2 separate regions of the Homo sapiens genome follow, and region 2 is linked to region 1. A link is a loop called in an ENCODE intact Hi-C map of the cell type or tissue named here. Cell type or tissue: endothelial cell of umbilical vein. All regions are shown on one strand. Links, peaks and the distances in the headings refer to the core of each region. The heading gives the core; the rest is flanking DNA.

What was found. Peaks named below come from ENCODE experiments on the same cell type or tissue, not always from the same donor. Only the 100,000 strongest peaks of a DNase experiment are listed, where the experiment ranks them.
Region 2: it touches region 1 in a loop (5-fold over the local background); 5 of 110 quality-filtered maps call a loop at or near these places.

What each region holds. Positions count from the first base shown.
Region 1 is chr6:7,240,668-7,246,334 of GRCh38, forward strand. All of the region lies in intron 11 of RREB1 (ras responsive element binding protein 1), which reads left to right. Among named protein-coding and RNA genes, the nearest start is that of SSR1, 70 kb to the right of the region's middle. In endothelial cell of umbilical vein, for the core only: a CTCF peak has its summit at 3,002; a DNase peak (open chromatin) is centred at 2,864.
Region 2 is chr6:6,824,725-6,830,391 of GRCh38, forward strand. No RefSeq gene overlaps it. Among named protein-coding and RNA genes, the nearest start is that of LINC03055, 58 kb to the right of the region's middle. In endothelial cell of umbilical vein, for the core only: no CTCF peak of the experiment used is centred there; a DNase peak (open chromatin) is centred at 2,087; H3K27ac peaks cover 1,216 bases.

The DNA of each region.
Region 1 (5,667 bases), core at 889-4,888:
GCAAACTCCAGTCCGAGCTGTGGAGGGGCTGCTTGTTCACTTCTCTGTAGGATTCAGAGCCCACAGCCTGTTAATAGAAAGGCAGGCCCTGCTGATGATTGGGAGGGAGTATAACTCCTGGGTCAGATCGCCTAGACAGACAGCAGAAAACAGTGACAGTGCCCCTCGGTGACTCTCGGGGCTGCTAGGGAAGATCTGTCACCCTCTTGGCAGAAGAGGCCTTTGTTCCCGATGTTGGGAGGTGGGATGTATGGGAAGGCTTACAACTTTAGCCCTGGGTATGAACTCATCTAAAGGGGATGTGAAACCTAAAGGTTTGGGGAGCCTTAGCCGCTGCAGCCTCCTCGGGAGCAGGCCTGGGCTCCCTGGGATATCAGGGTATTGTAGGAACGAGGGGTGCGGTGTTCTTCTTTTCAATAACTCTCTTCCCGGTGTAAGACTGTCCTTGTTTGAAAAAGCACTGTGCATGTCCTTTCTTTAATCACATCTCTGCTTGACCTGAATCCGGGTATTATTCTCCTGTGCTGATGTGTGCTTCCTCCCTCCAGCACCCACAGAGCAATTAACGGCTGCCCGATACGTCTTGTGCCACCTTGTTTCCCTTATAGTTTCTGAATTTACTCATGTCCTCTATCAGTACACTCCATCCGCTCGGACTGCTGGGGTTCTCCATCCTCACCCCCAAGAGCAAACAAAACGAAAGCCAGCCTGCTGCAGGCCACTTAGATATCCCGCCAGTTGGCACTGATTAGTAACAGGGACAGCATCATGGTGCTGGGTCCAGTTTTGCAAGTCTTGAAAACCTGACACTATCTTGTGGCTGCGAAGAGATCCCCCCAGCTGTGTTTTTTTAGGGTTGTATTTGCGTCCTGTGGCTTCTATTCCTCAGACTAGGGTGGAGATGGGGTGCCCTGTAGTTACGAGGCACCCCTGCCTCAGGAGTCAGTGTGGAAGAGGGTTGGGCATTAATCTTAGCCCCTTGTCCTTACCTTGGTTACAGGGGTACAGGGTGTATCTGAAGTGGAGAGGCCACCCTTTGCCCATCTCTACGCCTCCCACTGAGCCCTAGTGAAACCAACTGTGAGTGCTCTTGACTGCCCAACCGCCAGTCTAGATCAGATCCTCTGAGGGTATGAAAGGGTAAGCTGGTTTGTTCACTGCTTCCCCAGCTTCCACTTCCACATAACTCACCAGTATCTTTGAGTGAAGAAAGATGTGGGTGCCCACGGAATCTTAGCCTAACTTGGACCCCTGTGAGCCAAAGATGACCTGGAGTTCAGCCCACTGGAAGCGCACACCAGTGCTGGCAGGCACGCGTTTGCTGCAGACCATCCTGTTAATGTTTAACCATCAGCCGCCACATTACCTGTTAGTCTGGAACATTTTCTTTCATCCTGGTTTAGAAAGCTGCCCTGTGATCTTCCCATAGTGGTTCCACAGTAGCGAAAGCAGCCGGTAACTGAGGGAGCTGAGGGGGAGCCCTTGGGTTTCCATGTTTACAAATAAGTCTTAGTAACTCCGTGCTGGATGTGCATTTTGCATTCAGCTTCTTTATCATAAGGGAGGAACAAAGACTGGGGCTCCTGCTGACATCTGCAGACACAAAGCTGAGTCGGAATTTGTGGTCTTAGCTTCGGTTCAGCACCAAGTGTATTTATAAGTTTGCAGTCATAGGTTTTGTTGTCCAAATCCCAACAAAGCCCTTTCCCACCTCCACCCCACCCCGGAAGTTATATAGGGTTCCTTGAAGGGACAAAGCCTCTAGAAAAAGAAAAGTCACTGAAAGTTGTAATGTGAAACCAGCAAAGAGAAAATACATGTTTGGTTTAGTTGTGGTCACAGTCCATGGTGAGAAAAGGGACTGAGATTTAAGTGGGAGGGAAAAGTTTAGGGAGGCAGAGTTTAGTGATTTCAAGGAGGATTTTAAAATGCAGATGAGCATGATGGACATGGGGTGAAGCCTTCATTCTGGGTTCCCCCCCCCCAGTGAAGTTTAAAAAGTGAGGCTTTGAAGGAAGACCACTTAAAAAAAAGGGGGGGGGGGAAGGAAATGACCAAGGAGGTCCTTGAGGGGTTTTCTAGGCTTGTATGCCTAGGTGGCATTTTCTTAAAATTCCTACACATGTTTTATAATGTAGGTCTGACATTTTTCAGTCTCATAAAGTCCCCCAAAAGAATGCTAAAAATGCCACAGTGGGGGCAGTTCTCCCTTAAAGGTCCATTTTGAATATTCAAATTTCAACTGAAATTCTTCATTCACTGTCCTGGACAGAGAGGCAGCCTGGCCCCCTCTGCCCTTGAGGGATATGCCCTTGGTCCTTCCTCCGATGATGCCCCGTCTTTGTGTTTGTAGGCACCTACATAGGGCTGTTTTTAATTCGTATAAACATGAAAGTGTTTAAGCTCTCCCTTAATGGTGGCCGCCTTTACCAGCCCAGAAGTCCCACATGTCAGCATGGACTACACCTCAGGAAACCCTCTCCATCCTCAGATGCTTTGGGTGGAGTGCAGACACAGCAGCTTCCCCTGCAAAGGCACCCCTGCCAGGTCAGATAATTACTTAGGTTGGTAGTCTGTCACAGTGGTTGAGGCTCATTTAATTTTTAGGAAGCAATAGATCTTTAATTGTTGAGCTGACTAGGGCTGTCTCCACAGTCCTGTAGGAGGAGCTGCGGGTTTATTATCTACCAGGATTCCTTCTGCTTCCTCTAACAGTTTTCTTAGTTGTTGAACAACACAAACCGAGGGACTGATGGGGAGAGGGAAGAACTGCATATTTTTAAGGTAGCATTGCTTATAAAAAGTCATCAGCTCAGCTACCTGCATTTGGGAGTCTGGGTGTTGAGGGCGGGGATTTATACAGCACCTGGCCTTATAAGTTGAGTATTCATGATAGGTGAAGAGGTGAAGTTTTTTGTTCATGAGAATCACTAATGAAAATCAGTTGTTTAGAATGTGAAGGGCACAGCCTACACTGCTAAAACACTCCCCCTAGTGGGAGTTTGGTAGAATACAACCAAGCCCCCTGTGTCCAAAGAGGGAGTTGGCCTTTCATTGTACTCCGGGTGATCTCTCTCCATTATCCGCGCAAAGGAAGGGCCCGAGAGCAGGAACAATTTGATCTTATATTTCTTTGGGTTTTGTTTCAAAATTTATTTTACTTTCTTTAAAGCTCTATCATGTTAAATATGTTCTGTGCAGTTAAAATAATGCATGTTCTTTGCTGAAAAAAAAAAAATAGAAGTGTAGTCTAGGATATACTGGGGACAAAGGGGAAGTAACCAGAGATTAAACCTTCTTTTAAAAATTACCAGTCGGGCGTGGTGGCGCATGCCTGTAATCCTAGCCCTTTTAGAGGCCGAGGAAGGTGGATCACCTGAGGTCAGGAGTTCTGAGACCAGCCTGGCCAACATGGTGAAACCCTGTCTCCACTAAAAATACAAAAATTAGCTGGGCATGGTGGCTCACACCTGTAATCCCAGCTACTTGGGAGGCTGAGACAGGAGAATCGCCTGAACCCAGGAGGCAGAGGTTACGGTGAGCTGAGACTGCACCACTGCACTCCAGCCCGGGTGACAGAGCAAGACTCCATCTCAAAAAAAAAAAAAAAAATTACTTACAAAGGCCAGCCACAGTTGCTTATGCCTATAACCTCAGCACTTTGGGAGGCCAAGGCAGGAGGACCCCTTGAGCCCAGGAGTTCGAGACCAGCCTGGGCAACATAGGGAGACCCTGACTCTAGGGAGGGAAATTACCCACAAAGCCAGCAAACAAATTGAGCGTTCTGTATTTTTATTGTAGAGTTTATACCAATATCCATTCTATAGATGCTCTCTGTTGAAATGATTCAAGAAAAACGAACATCTAGTTTTTCCTTGGAATGTGGCCCAGACATTGGTGTGCATATCCCAGGACTCATATTCTTTAAGCTTTTGGATAATTTTGCAAAATCATTTCTTCTTTAAAATGTTATATTCACACCATAATATTTCTTTCTGAAACCTCTTGAGATACCCAAACAGTGGCTGCCAAAAAGTGCAGTCAGTGTAAAACTAATGAAATGAAATGATGTAAGTAGCCGCGTTATGCAGATGGCTGTGGGTAAAGCCTAAAGCCCCAAGCAGGTGTGAACAGTAGGTACTGTCTCCTCAGACCTCAGGACGGGGCAGAACCAGCTCCTTACCCCAGCCCTCCTGACCGCCTTGATGGCAAATCATCAAGCATGTGACATTGAGGAGGTGTGATGGATGCAGGTTGACATTGTAGTTACACCTGATCACGTCAAGTGAGAATCCAGGTTAGGTGCGTGAATCTGCTGGCTCAAGGACTGCAATCACATCTGGCCTATTGAGGGAGGGGCATCTCGTACTTGTGCCATAAAACAATGACTTTCATCCACCCAATTATCAGAGGAACTTGAATCCCTGCAGTAATAAATCAGACAGTGGCCGGGCACGGTGGCTCACGCCTGTAATCCCAGCACTTTGGGAGGCTGAGGTGGGTAGATCGCCTGAGGTCAGGAGTTCGAGACCAGCCTGGCGAACATGATGAAACCCCATCTCTACTAAAAATACAAAAATCAGCTGGGCGTGGTGGTGGGCGCCTGTAATCCCAGCTCTTGGGAGGCTGAGGCAGGAGAATTGCTTGAACCCGGGAGGTGGAGGTTGCAGTGAGTGGAGATCACACCATTGCACTCCAGCCTGGGCGACAAGGCGAAACTCCGTCTTGAAAAAATAATAAAAACTAAATCAGACATAGGATCTGCAGCTAAATAATAGGTCCCACCAGCTTCCAATGTACTGTCGTAATGCATAATTTTAAGAAGTTATTAAGTCTTCTTTCAACCTTAGTAAAGAGAAGGCCTTTTGACACTGTTTGATGTGAATATTGCAGCCGTGCCATCCCTTAAAAGGACTGTTGAAAACTGATAGGCTTTCCACATACAGTTTTACTGGGTGGAATGGACAGATAGGAACAAATCAAGAGGCAGGAAGTCAGGGTAGGTGAGATGCCTGGAACCCAGAACCCCTTGTCTTCACAGGCACCCACAGCCCTTCACAGTCCGCTCCCCTCACTGTGTGCTGTTGCCAAGCCTGGCATCAAGGGTGCCCTTCCTTTGAAAGATTCCACCACCCCTGGGAGGCTGACAGCTAGGAAGCCTACAAGCTTGCCTGCGCCCCCTTGGGTCTCTGCAGCCTCCACCTGGAGATGAGCGTCAGGCAAGAGTGTGCATACCATACACACACAACGCAGGCTTGGGGTCGTTTCCTGTGAAACTCATCAAGACCATGCTTTGGAGGATTAGGGGTAGGGGTGGTCCTGTGTATGTTGCATGTTTGTATGATCTCTTTGCACTGGAAAAATAACTTATAACTCAAGCTTCCTCAACTTCCCTAGCGCTGCGAGTCTCTGGAATGCACCCCTCTCCTATCTCGCAGCCCCTGTCTGCCCTGCCTGAGTCACTCACACCTTCCTGGGGGCGGGGGCAGTGGAAGCCAGGGGTTCAGGGGCACAGCCAGCCCTGGGAACACACCTGAGGTGATGTGGAGGCTGCTTTTGCCTTTCTTCACGTCCCCAGGGTCATCTTGGTCCTCCTGGGGGATGTAACAGGTGGTGAGGATTTGGGCCGAAAGAAGTCCTCACTGGTTTGGGGTTCAGGCTGCTGGC
Region 2 (5,667 bases), core at 534-4,533, 420 kb before region 1:
CCAGGGAAGTGCAGCAGGAGGGGTCAGCAGAGCAAGAGAGGACAGGGACCCACCATGATGATGAAACTGATGACTTCTGTTGCCTCCAGTTGATCGCCCCACTCACCCTCAGCACCTGTACCAGCCTGTGCTCGCCTCCCGCTGTTGCAGGTGTGGAGGCTCAGGACACGCGGGGTGGGGGCAGCCCCTGAGTTCTCCTGCTGTGGAGGGACAGCTCTGACAGGAGTTAGGTTCCTACACTGATTTGGGACAATTACTCTTTCTCTGGGCTTCAGTTTCCTCATTTGCAACATAAAAAGCTTGGGTTTGATGGGTTTTTGAAGGTCCTTTGAGCTCTCTGATTCAGCAATGTGAGTGGAGTCTAGCCGGGAATGGCCCCCAAATGTGCGGCTGGCCCCATCTCTGTGGAGGGATGGAGATGGAAAATCAGGATGTGGTGGCAGGGCTGTCTGTGGGATTCTCCTGGGAGCAATGCTCTTCCCCATCTCACAACTCACCCACACGGCCCTGCCAGATGCCCTGGGTCTGCACCAAACGTTCTCCACCCTCACAGCTTACATCCTGGCTCACCTTGCAAATGACTCATGACAGCCGGGGACAGGGTGCCCCAGAGCACGCCCACAAGTCAGTGCCCATCCGCCCCTTCTCCAGGTGCCACTGCTGGGAGCTGTGGAGTTGTCAGCTGTTCCTAAGCCAGGGGCGCTCCTTGAGTTACAAAACCGAGAGGACATGGAAATTGAAATAGGAGAAGCAGCCAGTGGGGGCCAAAGGGCCCCTGGGCAGCTATGGAAAGACAACCCTGCCAGAGTGAGCACATTATTTATCAGCTCTCTTGGGGAGACATATATGGTTATAAACAGAACCTCTTCCTATCACAAGACATGCCTGCCAGCCTTTTCATGGATCACCAAAGCACCCCCAAGCTTCGCGCTTAGGGTGATTGCCAGGCATGGGAAACACCTAACAGTTGCATGTCAGCACCGAAGGAAGTGGGATTCAGACAAAAGGTGTTCCATTTCACAGCAGGGAGGAGGGAACGCCTTGGAAGAAAAAAGTCTTTCTTGGGGCTACCCAGCAAGCCCAGCCAGAGCTTCTCAGCAATCAGGTGTGCATTTCTGGAGCCCAAACCACTCATTCTCAACCCAGGAACGGGATTAGGGGACTAGGGATATTTTGAGACCCAAAGAAAATTGACCCCCTACAAAAGAGCCCAAAGTGTTCCCAGCATTCTGCAAACCAGCATCTGGACTGCGAGGACATGAGGGCTGCATTGAGTCGGGGGAGAAGGAAGGCTGGCCAGTTAGGAATGACATCATGTGGCCACCGCTAAAAAACAAACAAACAAACAAAAAAAAAACAAAAAAAAAACGCACTCTGCTGTTGAGAGCTGGGGCATAAATGCCACGGCAGTTGCTGGGCATTTATGCCCCAGCTCTTAACAGTGGAGTGGGAATGGATCTCTCCAGGTTGGATCGAGTGGCTGCTTTCCTGGAAACCAGGCTCCTGGTTGCTAGGGCCGATAAGACAGGGAAAATGCTACACTCGGTGTTCATGGGAAAACATTTTGATATTGAAGAAGAGCTGAGACGTGTTAACAGTTGAATAAAAACAGAGCAGCCCTGGCTCAGGGGCTGCAGCTACCCGCCCGGCGGGCACTCAGATTACCCACGTGGTGTGCTGCAGGCAGTGAGTCAGACCGTCCATGCTCCTGAGACTGAGGGATGACAATCCCAAAAGGACACACCACCAAATGTGGCTCCTCCAAGTAGGTCCAAGGACCTGGCCTCTACTCCAGATGGCTGTGGGCCCCTGCAGGCCTCTCACTGCAGCCAGCCACCCCGGCACACACAGTGACTGTGGACGCTGATAGGCAGTGTCATAAGGCTGTAGATGGGGAAAGGGACTGTACAGGCGAATGGGGGATGCTCTGTGGCAGGGCACAGGAAGCCCCTAATGGGGACAGATTCTCCACTGGCAGGTGTGGCCAGAGGGGCACTGGCCTTGGAGCCTCTGTTTGTAGCTCTGTGCTGGGGCTTGGGGCACAGGGCAGCCCTCAAAGGGAAATGGTTTTAGTGGTTCAGGAAATGAAACCCTTTGGCAGAGACCCAGAGCTGGCCTGACGCACGCTGCTTTCTGCCCTACAGCAAACAGCGTGGTAACAAGGTGCCTTTAGGTTTCCATTTTAATCCACTAAGCCAATGCCTTGCCTGAGATTTACAAAGTTTAGACCCCACATTGGAAGATCCAAATGTCCCTCATTATCTGCCTCCCACAAGACAGCTACGAATTTTCCCATACGTAACTAATAACTTCAGTTTTTCTCTGCTATTTCCTACTGGTCTCCACGATCTCTCGGGAAAAGCGTGAGAGCACTGAGCTCAGGATGGCTGGACCCAGCAAGGCCTGAGGGTGGGGCTTAGGGCCACAGTGCTGCCATTGACCAGTGGTGCTGGGAGCCGGGAGGCCCAGTTTTGTTTTATGCGCCCGGCTGGGCATCACTGCCCCAACCAGGGAAGCAGAAATCAGTGAGTCCCAGCTACTTCTCCGTGATGCTCCTCTCACCACAGATACTCCTGAGAGATTGGATCAATGAGTCCCAGCTACTTCCCTGTGATGCTCCTCCCACCGCAGATACTCCTGAGAGATTGGATTGTGTTCCGGAGGGGAGTGGGAATAATGGACAGAGGAGAGAGAAGAGAAAGGGAAAAGAGAGAAGGAGAGAGGTCTGAAGCCAGCAACCCAGCGGGGTAAGGCAGAAAGTGGGAGCACAGAAGGGAAGACAGAGGGGGCTCCCCACCCGGCAGGAGACGACCCGGCATGCTTAAAGTAGAATGCAAAACACAAGTTTTGCATTGTTTAAAAGGAATATTGTGAAAGAAAAAGGAGGCCGGGTGTGGTGGCTCATGCCTGTAATCCCAGTTCCTTGGGAAGCCGAGGCGGGTGGATCGCTTGAGCTTGGGAGTTTGAGACCAGCCTGGGCAATACGGTGAAACCCTGTCTCTACAAAAAACACAAAAATTAGCCAGGCATGGGGGCACGTGCCTGTAATCCCAGCTACTCCGGAGGCTGAGGTGGGAGGATCAACTGATCCTAGGAGGTCAAGGATACAGTGAGCTGAGATTGAGCCACTGTACTCCAGCCTGGGTGATAGAGCCAGACCCTGTCACGCCAGTAATCCCAGCACTTTGGGAGGCCAAGGTGGGCGGATCACGAGGCCAGGAGATGGAGACCATCCTGGCTAACACGGTGAAACCCCGTCTCCACTAAAAATACAAAAAATTAGCCAGGCGTGGTGGCTGGCACCTATAGTCCCAGCTACTTGGGCGGCTGAGGCAGGAGAATCGCTTGAACCTGGGAAGGGGAGGGTGCAGTGAGCCGAGATCACGCCACTGCACTCCAGCCTGGACAACAGAGCGAGACTCCAAAAAGACAGACAAAAAGATAGAAAGAAAGGAAGGAAGGAAGGGAGGGAGGGAGGAAGGGAGGGAGGGACTGCTTGAGAGTAGAGGCTGGGAGAAGGGTCAGGATCAAAAAACTACCTATCTAGTACTATGTTCATTATGTGGGTGACAAAATAATCTGTACACTAAACCTCTGTGACATGCAATTTACCCAGTAACCAACCTGCATATGTACTCCCTGAACCTAACACACAAATTGGACAGAAAGAAGAAAAAAAAGACCAGGCACCATGTCTCACGCCTGTAATCCCAGCACTTTGGGAGGCCAAGGCGGGCAGATCACTTGAGGTCAGGAGTTCGAGACCAACCTGGACAATGTGGTGAAACCTCATTTCAACTTAAAAAAATACAAAAATTAGATGGGCGCTGTAGCACACACCTGTAGTCCCAGCTACTCAGGTGGTTGAGGCACGAGAACCACCTGAACCCAGGAGGCAGAAGTTTCAGTGAGCCAAGATAGCGCCATTTAACTCCAGCCTGGGTGACAAAGTGATGCTCTGTCTCAAAAAAAAAAAAAAAAAGAAAATGGAAAAGACTGAAAAGTTGAAGTGGGGGGAAATTAATCAGTTAGAAACAAGGCTATACCCCAAGAAGGAGCTGAAATTTGAAGTTTAGAAAATAAGGCAAACTACATATATGTGTAATATATATAAAGAAAAAACAAGAAGCAAACATCTAATTAGAGCAACAATCTTCATTCCAGAAAGGTAGCAGAAATAAGCACTTAGCAAATTTAAAGTATTCTGACTAGCAGAATGACAATGACAAAAAAAAAAAACAATATTTATAAAATTGAGCAGTGGCCTTCAAACATTTTTGTCAGGGGGAAAAAATTCAAGTGGTACTAGTGCATTAATACTGCTTTGTTTATAAATTTCATATGATTGCCTCTATATAATTTTTAGAAACATTAGGAAATATAAGAACAAAAATTTAAAGAAAATATTTTAATAATTTAAAATATTTTATTTATCAACCATATAAAAAGCTTTATATGAGGCTGGGCACAGTGACTCATGCCTGTAATCCCAGCACTTTGGGAGGCCAAGGCGGGTGGATCACGACGTCAGGAGATCGAGACCATCCTGGCTAACACAGTGAAACCCCGTCTCTACTAAAAATACCAAAATTAGCCAGGCGTGGTGGTGGGCACCTGTAGTCCCAGCTACTCAGGAGGCTGAGGCGGGAGAATGGCATGAACCCGGGAGGCGGAGCTTGCAGTGAGCCGAGATTGCGCCACTGCACTCCAGCCTGAGCGACAGAGTGAGACTCCATCTCAAAAAAAAAAAAAGCTTTATATGTAATGTTAATATTCTATGAGAGTAATATGATTGAATAATTTTAGTTATTTTTTCAAATCTTGGCTTAGCATGTGATTTGAAGGTCATATTTTGATATTTGATTTTAATGACTGTCATAAGTAAAAGACGTGCCTCACAAACATAAGTAGGTCCAAATGAGGATCTTGGTACATTGGTACGTATCTTTTAAACCTATCCACCATATTAAGCAAAAGGTGTATTGAAATTTGGCTGTTAAGTATCAGTCTTCACTAATGTTGATTGGCTATTATTAAAAATTAATCAGAAGTTGTTGTACTTTATACTTTTAACAAATGTCTTTAAAACTCACTGAAATTTTTTATTTGACAAATTGGGGGCAGAATAGAAAATTCTTTTTCCATATTTTTAAAGAATGCAGGTACGAGGTCTATATTTAATAAATATCATTTTCAGCTGAAAGGAAGGACGAGAAGGAAGGAAGGAGGGAGGAAGGAAGGCAGGGAGGGAAGAAGGGAAGTAGGGAGAGAGGAAGGGAGGGAGGGAAGGACACTGCAAGATTTAGAAATAATCTCAAAGACCTGTTTTCAACATGCTCTCACTGCAACATAACTTTCTTTTGAAAATCAATTATTCTTTCACTCATTATTAAAATGTCATCTGTATTGAGAAGAGACAAATTAAGTTGTTCTTAATTTTCAAGATGATTTTCTACATAGCTTATATCTACTGATAGCTACTCATCAGAACAGGTCAGAAATTTTGGAATTGCTGTCAAATCTGCATCTTCAGATCTGACAAATCTCCTGAGAGCTTTGCCTTGAATAAACCTCTACTTGAAATACATGTTTCCTCTCTACTTCCCATTTCATAAAACGTGAAAAGATTCTACATAGAAGTCAGTTATATGCTATGCTACATATGTA